Regions from separate parts of the Homo sapiens genome. Here region 1 is linked to region 2. Evidence: chromatin loops called from intact Hi-C (ENCODE). Cell type or tissue: endothelial cell of umbilical vein. All regions are shown on one strand. Links, peaks and the distances in the headings refer to the core of each region. The heading gives the core; the rest is flanking DNA. Region 1 overlaps NOVA1-DT (NOVA1 divergent transcript). Region 2 overlaps NOVA1-DT (NOVA1 divergent transcript).

Evidence for each region. Hi-C counts contacts between places; a loop is a spot of excess contacts. Peaks named below come from ENCODE experiments on the same cell type or tissue, not always from the same donor. Only the 100,000 strongest peaks of a DNase experiment are listed, where the experiment ranks them.
Region 1: it touches region 2 in a loop (2.0-fold over the local background); 1 of 110 quality-filtered maps calls a loop at or near these places.

What each region holds. Positions count from the first base shown.
Region 1 is chr14:26,706,488-26,710,893 of GRCh38, forward strand. All of the region lies in intron 2 of NOVA1-DT (NOVA1 divergent transcript), which reads left to right. Among named protein-coding and RNA genes, the nearest start is that of LINC02293, 100 kb to the right of the region's middle. In endothelial cell of umbilical vein, for the core only: no CTCF peak of the experiment used is centred there; a DNase peak (open chromatin) is centred at 2,694; H3K27ac peaks cover 387 bases.
Region 2 is chr14:26,773,525-26,777,930 of GRCh38, forward strand. All of the region lies in intron 3 of NOVA1-DT (NOVA1 divergent transcript), which reads left to right. LINC02294 (long intergenic non-protein coding RNA 2294) reads right to left here. Exons shown (of 4, transcript NR_110033.1): 4 at 1,971-2,175. Among named protein-coding and RNA genes, the nearest start is that of LINC02293, 34 kb to the right of the region's middle. In endothelial cell of umbilical vein, for the core only: no CTCF peak of the experiment used is centred there; DNase peaks (open chromatin) are centred at 897 and 2,547; H3K27ac peaks cover 3,083 bases.

The sequences.
Region 1 (4,406 bases), core at 284-4,283, 67 kb before region 2:
GTATCAGTGGTCTCATTATAAGAAGAGGAGCTAGGGCCGGTTGTGGTGGCTCACGCCTGTAATCCCCACACTTTGGGAGGCTGAGGCAAGCAGATCACTTGAGGTCAGGAGTTTGAGGCCAGCCTGGCCAACATAGTGAAACCCCATCTCTACTAAAAATACAAAAATTAGCCAGGATGGTGCTAGGTGCCTATAATCCCAGCTACTCGGGAGGCTGAGGCAGGAGAATCTCTCGAACCTGGGAGGCAGAGGTTGCAGTGAGCTGAGATTGTGCCACTGCACTCTAGCACTCTAGCCTGGGCAATAGAGTGAGACTCAGTCTCAAAAAAAAAGAAAAAAAAGGAGCCAGTACACAGATAGGTATACAGAGGAAAGACCATGTGAAGATACTGGAAAAAGGCCACTATCTCCAAGCCAAGGAAAGAGGCTCTCAGAAGAAACTAACCCTGTCAACATCTTGATCTAGGACTTTCAGCCCTAGAAATGAGAGTAAATGAATTTCTGTTGTTTAAACCACCTGGTCTGTGGTACTTTGTTATGGTAGCCCTAGTAAACAAATATGCTTACCATTTGGTAAAAATGATACTCCAGAAGGATGTGGTACACTTATCATACCTTCATTTATCCTCAGTTATACCACCATAGTCTCCTAGGAGACAGAGAAAGAAATAAGCATACCTTGTTGCCTTCCTTGGAAAAAAGACTCAGTGTGGAAACAAAAAGATAACAATATTTTGAGGCACTATTCAAAATGCACGTTAGGTTAACTATCTATACTAACTCGCCATTGATAGTAATAAATTTTTGGTTTAGAAATTAAGACTATCATTATCAGAATTCTGTATTTATTCTTAAGCAGATGCCTTGATTCCTGTTTAAGGCTCAAGAGCGTGTACCAAGTATTGCTGTCAGCCTCTTAGGAGTAGACTGAAGCCAAGAAACCTAGGTGATAAGGAGAACAATGCAACATCCCTTGTGGTGAAAGGAGCCTTTGTTCATTTAAGATAAAAACCATGCAAACATCTGTGTACTTATTTTCCTTACCAGTAAACAGTCAGAACAGAATACTTCATTTAATAACTAAATTCTTATTTTTTTTCTGGGCTAAATGCAATGACCATATGTGTTGGCCACATCTGTACCCTGAGTATAGTGGAGACATACAAAAATAAATCTAGTAAATGGAAAGATGAGAATAAAAATATAGCCTGAATTAAAATAGTGTTCCGTGTTATTAAAGTGAGTAAATGTTAGTGCAACAAATATGAGATATGTCATTTGTACATTTTTAGCAAGCATTCACAGACCTAAGACATAAATTGATCAGCACCTCTCCATAATGGACTGAAAGATCTAACTTTCCTGCAGACTTGGGAAATTATTCAGAATATAAATATAACAATTTATTTATTGACTTTGCATCCCAGGAAATATCAAGAAGAATTGTCTGATATAAATGTAGACCTTGGCCTTGCTAAAATCAATATTTATCTCTTGGGTCAATCAATTTATTGACGTTCACCTCAAAGAGAAGTCAGTATGTGTGTAATATCACTGTGGACAAAATTTCAACATAGAAATGTTATAATGCTGAATTTAGTTTTGTTTCCCTGAAAACTTGTTTGTCCTGTCTGATTTTATATGGTCCTATCAGGTTCAAAATAAGAGAGTTTAAATATATTAAATATTTTAGACTATTGTTTCTCATATCACTTAGCAAAAGCAAAAATTATTGCCTTAATGTTGTTTAAAATTGAGTAAGTCCAAAGCAACTCTTACCAGTTTAATTTCTTATAGTGAAATTTTCATCAGATGCATAGAAATCATTTAAAGCTATGAATTGTAATTACAAATTTCCCAAAGAAACAATGTCATAATTTTAAAATAAGTAAGGGCAAAGAACTATGGTGAGTAGAGGTAAAAACTTCTAAAATTATTTTATATGGCAATCATCAACTGGTTAATTGTGGTAATGTAGAAAAGCACACATCACATATGAACACAGAATTCAAGCTAATGTCACAAGCTAACGAAAAGCAGCAAATTTGCTGTCCATCTACTTGACATATATGTTATTTGAGCTAATCATTTCTACTTTGCAGCTGATGTCTACCTTCATTACAGAAACTTATGCCTGTCTTTAAATATATTTGATTTATTTTCCCAGTACACTGAATTCATGTGTATTTTTCTTTTTACAGTAGCAAACCAAATATATTGAATATTTTTATGTACTCTCCTTGCAACTAATATATATCTTGCTTAAACTATATATGGCAATCATACATAAATAATCACACATGGTTGATGAATTGCCTGCTTACTTTTCTTTGCTGTGGATAATTCAAATGTTAGCTGTAACATACCTACCAAAACTTTCCATCCCACTCTTTTCTATGAAATTATATTAATTGTCAGGAACAATCAAAATAAAAAGGTTTGTAAAGGCAAATTCACTCTCAAGAGATTTTATATAGACAGAATATGATATATATTACCTAGGCCTACAGGTGAGGCCAATGGATTTGGCATTTACTTTCATATTTCAAGCCATAGGGCAGGAATACATTCACCAAGTTGATTCAGATCCTAAAGTTCTTCTTCTATGCTCTAATCTGTAAGACTGAAACATGGCTATTTCTTTCCTCCTTCTACTTCTTGTCTCTTGGCAATGTGATTGAAGTACAAGGAAATCAACCCTCTTGACTTAACTATGTGACTCACATCCTACTTACTTACTGATTTTGACCACTAGCTTAGCCCAAACTTCCTTCCTTTTATTTTCTGTGGTTCACTTAAATCCTGAAACTTGAGTGATTTAATATTCATGTTTTCACTGGGCTTGTGGACTAATTATATAATAAGTAACCTTCCCAAAATATATTGGCATAGAGAGCTAAAATCCTTTTCCTGACACTTCAGACATTACAATAGTATCTACATGACAGATATTGTGCAAATTAACTACAATTGTCCTTTTCCTTCTCATTGAGTCTTTTTTTTTCCCCTTACATTTATATATTTGCCTAATGTAGCTTCAGATTGTTTCTTCCACAAAAACTACTTTTATTACATCTGGTTAAAACATGTAATACTAATTTAAAGGGCTATGTTAATTTTTTGTTAACTTTTTAAATGGAACTTACTATGTTTTAGTTGGTTAGTTTGTTTTATCATAGAAATAATCTTAAGCTCTGAGCAAAGATTTTTCTGCTTTTAGTTACAGAAATTCTGATAGGAGTATAATGTAAGGTAATACACTTAAAATATTAACTGGTTAAAATAAATTTTGGATTAAAGTTTTTGGAAAATCAGGTAATATTTATGCTTTCAAAATTTAAGAGTTTTATATCTATACTTAGCCATCAGTTCTTCAGAGTCCTTCCCTTGCCCTCACATTGGAATCTTTATTTGTATTATTCCCTTTTCTTGTTCCATGCTATTTTCTTCAATGAACTTATCACAATTTGTAATCCTATATTTATTTATATTTTCATTTGTTCAATAAAGAATTGTCTTCTGGGCCTGTGCGGTGGCTCACGCTTGTAATCTCAGCACTTTGGGAGGCCGCAGTGGGCAGATCAACCCAAGGAGGTCAGGGGTTTGAGACCAGCGTGGCCAACATGGCAAAACCCCGTCTCTACTAAAAATACAAAAATTAGCAGTGTGTGGTGGTGCCTGCCTGTAGTCCCAGCTACTTGGGAGGCTGAGACAGGAGAATTGCTTGAACCGGGGAGGCAGAGGTTGCAGTGAGCCAAGATTGAGCCACTGCACTCCAGCCTGGGACAGAGTGAGATCCATTTAAAAAAAAAAAAAAAAGTCTTCTTAACTAGTTTACAAACTTGAAGAGCTCAGGAATCATATAGACTTTATTCATCAATGTAAATGCTGGGCATAGGAGAGTATTACAGTATCTGACACAATAAATGTTTGTTAAAGGAATTAAATAAGAATGATAGTGAAGTAACAGAAATGAGGTAAAAAAGAGAGAAGGAGAAGGAAATGAAGAGGAGGAGGAGAGGAGAGGAGCAAGGAGGTGGCATTGAGGAAGGGAAAGGAGGAGGAGGAGAAAAAGGAAGAAAGGAAGGAGGGAAGGAGGAGAAAGAAGAGGAGGAGATGGAAAAGGAGGAGGACAGCTAGAGGAGAGCATGGTAATTTTTATGAACTGTATATGCACTAGCTATTTAATCCTCACAACAGAACTATCAGATAGTTTCCACTGAAGAAAAGGTTAGCATAAAAGGTTAGTAACTTGCTTATGGTGACATCCCAAATGGCAGAGCTGGATCTTGAATTCAGGCATAATGACCTCAATTTGGCCAGTTGTGCCCTATTCTGAATGGAAAGACTATGAAATATTTCCCAAGCTGTTTGTGACACTCATTGCATCTTTTCCCAAGGCAGCT
Region 2 (4,406 bases), core at 188-4,187:
TTTTTTTTTTTTTTTTTTTTTAATGAGATGGAGTCTCCCTCTGTCTCTGTGCAGTGGTGCGATCTCAGCTCATCGCAACCTCTGCCTTCTGGGTTCAAGCTACTCTCCTGCCTCAGCCTCCCGAGTAGCTGGGACCACAGGCACACGCCACCACACCTGGCTAATTTTTTGTATTTTTAGTAGAGACGGCGTTTCACCGTGTTGGCCAGGCTGGTCTTGAACTCTGACCTCGTGATCCACCTGCCTCGGTCTCCCAAAGTGCCGGGATTACAGGCGTGAGCCACCGTGCCCAGCGATTGTATACATTCTTGAGAAGGTCAGAACTATTTCTGCTCTGATAAAGACAATGACATTATATATACCTTCACAGATAACAAACACCCTCGTGGCAACTTATTTCAATGAATGTTTTTTTCCTCTCTTATTAGAGCACGTTGCCAAAATGAACAAGAATTTAGAAAACAGCAGCATTTTGCTGGTAGGATCATTTCTAGTGAAAAACAAACAAACAAGTAACAACTGGATATACCCAGACTGCTGGGATTGGATATCTTATTAGTAATTTGCAACATCTGTGGACTCTGAGATTTCCCTGATGTGGCACAATTTACACTGTAAAATACTTGCTTTTGTTTATTAGGAAATTTACACTGGGTTTTGCCAGCTCACTTTACCAAAACCATCTGCATTTTTCTGCCCAGGTCCACCCATATGATAAAAATAAATAGATAAGAGTAGTTTTTGTTTCCTATAAAAAAAATTGTGTAAGGAAATACTTTGGCAGACAGTATGGTGTAGTACAGGTAACATGGCTGAATCTCACCACAGTAACTGAAAGCTATGATATTGCAGGTGAAACGTCAGCGAGAGACAACACAGGAATTCCTGTGATTCACTTCCTCTCCTCCCTAACCCACGTATGATTCTGAAAGGAGGTGGATTCTGTCATTTCCATAAAATCATTTTTCCATTTCTATGTTTATCAGTCCTAGTCTAGGTCAACAGAAAATACCATTTTTGGTGAGTTCTTCTATTTTGCTGCAAAACAAAGGAAGAAATGTTATTTATCTCATAATACAAACACACTCATAAATTCCTGTGCAATTTCTTTGTTAACAATAAATAGGCGGAAAATAGACATAATGAAATATTTGCATAGGACATATTAAGGTAAAATATACATTCCTGTGATATATGTGAAATAAAAATTCACCAGCAAGGTTGTCTGTAGATGGATTTTACTTTTTATTGTAATTCCCATTGAAAGCAAAGAAATATACAATCCTATTGATAAAGTCCACTTTTATTCATTTATTCAACAAACATTCTGTAGTACTTGCTATGTCCTAGAAAATACATTAACTCCTGTGACAGATACAGGACAAATAATATTCTATAGGGCACTTCTTGTAGTGAAGGAAATGGACATACAAATTAATTGTATGTGATACTGCTATGTTGGAGGTGTGTGCTATGGAAATACAAAGGCAGAATATTTATTTCTCTCTGACATGTGATTTCCGGTCACTAAAGTGACGTTGGAGTTAAGAATTAGAGAATGAGTTATATACACTAGGTGAATAGTCTTGGAAAAGCCATTTTTATGTAGACGAACAGCTTCATTTTTTAAAAAGGCACTGAGTGTGAATATGCACAGTATATTTAGAGGATAACAAACAGGTAAGAGATGTGTGCTCCAGTGGAAAAATCTCCGCTGGGGCTATATTATTTTCCGGGGCCCTCTATCTTACCTGTAGATAGAACTCTTTTTGTCAAAAAAAAAAAAAAAAAAAAAAAAACATCTTAAAGATTGCTGAATGTTTCTGTTTCTGGCTCCTACCTTTAAATGAACTATACTATTATTTAGGGGAAAGCACATCAATTAATTAACAGCCTTAAGGAATTAGGATATTTTATCAGGAAAAATACTAAAGAGAAAGCAACTTAAAAGATCAGTTAAAAATAGAACATTTTGATAACCACCATTTATTTGGACTCAATAGGCAGAAACCTATTACGGGATTCGATACAAGTAGTGTAAATGGGGCATGAAGGCTTCAGTGTATATATAGAATTGGAGATGCTTTCACTTTCCATTTGATGAAATTGAATTTCTCAGAATGGACTCTATATCTTTTTAATTCCATGATTTTCAGCAGGCAGAAGGACGATATCCTGTAATTTATGAAGATAGTTTATTATTATTTTTTATTAGCTCTCAGCTTTAGCAACCACTTTCTTCCCCCTCCCTCCCCAGCCATGTTGCTGCTGGTGATCCTTATAAGTGAAGCTGCTTTTCATTTTCATCTTCCTCAGAACAGCTGGTGCTTACACTACCCTAAACATTCATTGAGTCATTTCCTGCTGATAAATGTCTATATGTAGTCACGATTATCACCTATGCGTGTGATACTAAACTGTCCTCTCTCTTTTTAAACCAAGATAGCATTTGTACCAGCCTCTAATCTTATGTACCACTTTCTCCCCTTTCAGAACCAAGCTGGCAATTCTCATCTTGAATAGCTTTAAAATTGCTCATAGCAATCAATGACAACTGAGGCATCACTAAAGAATTTCTTTTATCTCCAAGCTCCAATTTAGATCTGTCATTAAGCTTGAGTAAGCTTGAACTGTCAGAACATTTTCCCTCATCACATGCTCTAAGCACAAAAAGTCAACTTCAAAATCAAATTTGTTCTGTCTCTTACTATACTTTGTAATGGTTTCATGTGAACAATAAACTTCACCGAAATAGTAGTGTCAATCTTTAGTAACTCAGATCACTATGGTTTCAAAAAGTAGTGAAATGCTGCCAAAACTCAAGTATGACGTATGGTAGATCATTCACTCACATTCAATTGCTCTTTGTTGTGCTTTAATATTAGGGGAAGGGGGACTTGGCAGGGGGTATGGAGATGAGGAGTCTCTTTCCTCCTTTTAGAGGAAAGGTTGTGTCATCTTTTTGGCAAGTCACTTTCCCTCCCTACGCCTTCCTTTCCATGCCTGTAACATGAGATAGTTTTATTACATGAATTCTAAGTCTCTGCCCATTCCTAATGTTGGCCTCTTAATAAATTCAACTTTTCATTGTGTGGTGTTATTCTTCTTCAAGAAATGGATTAGAAATGTTACCATACAGAGCTAGAAGTCATGAATTAATTAGGAAGCCCATCGTCCAAATCTAACTGTAAAATGCCTTGGTTTCATCTTCTGGAACAAAACGATTTTTTTTGGGGTTCTGCTGATGAACAGAAACTGTCTTTTAAAGATCACAGTTTCTATCTTGGAGATCTTTTCCACTGACAGATACTTCAGCCTCATCCACATATTTAAATGTACTTTGATCTTTCTTTGTTTTGCAAATTCCCTTTTGAAACAGTTTGTGTGAACTTTAGAGGTGCCAAACTGAGACTAAAGACCACTAAAATCTGGCAGAGCTATACATGTGAAGTATTCAGCAGCTCAAATATGTTTACAGAGTCCATGTTCAAAATAAGCGATTGCTTTTTTACAATTTCTTGTCAACTCCAAATTGAATTGTATTTCTTCTTGTATCTATAAAGGAAATAGGAAGCTTGATAATAATCACTTTTTAAATTTTATAAGTACCGTTGTGTTAATGTGAAGTTATTCTTTTCTCGTTTATCTTCCTGTTAAAAGATGGCCTTAACAGAAACATAATTCAGGTCATTATTACCATGATGTATTAGAGTGAGAAGAAAATTGATGATTTTTTTTTCCTTAGACATGGAGGTCTCACTCTGTTGCCCAGGCTGGAGTGCAGTGGCACGAACATGGCTCACTGTAACCTCGACCTCCTGGGCTCCAGCAATTCTCCTGCCTCAGCCTCTCAAGTAGCTGGGACTGCAGGCACGCACCACCACACCTCGCTAATTTTTGTATTTGTTGTAGAGATGGGGTTTTGCCCTATTTCCCAAGCTGGTCTTGAACTCCTGAGCTCAAGTGACCTGCTCACCTTGGACTCTCAGTGTTCTGGGATTACAGGTGTGAGCCACCATGCCCAGCCTTGGTGATCTTTTAAACCCAGAAATCAAGATCTTAAAACAAATATTCTAGCAGATGACCAGTGAAATTGAGGGTACCATTCTGTGATTTTTTTTCTTTCCTTTTCTTTGGCAGATCTTCTTTGTTATGGTTCTGTACTTTAGCCCAGATTCTCTTGGTATACTTGAAGTTTTCTCATCACTCATCCTTCATTGATTTAACTCTTAGCCTGACCAATGTATTAATGTTAAAATCTGATGGGAATTTTTACAATCTTCGCCACATTTCCTTGCTCCTAATCAAAATGTGTGTTGTTTCTTAAAGAGTCATTTGTTAATGGCTAACAATCTTTATTTATCTTATTTTATTCTATTATTTTTAATTATACTTTAAGTTCTGAG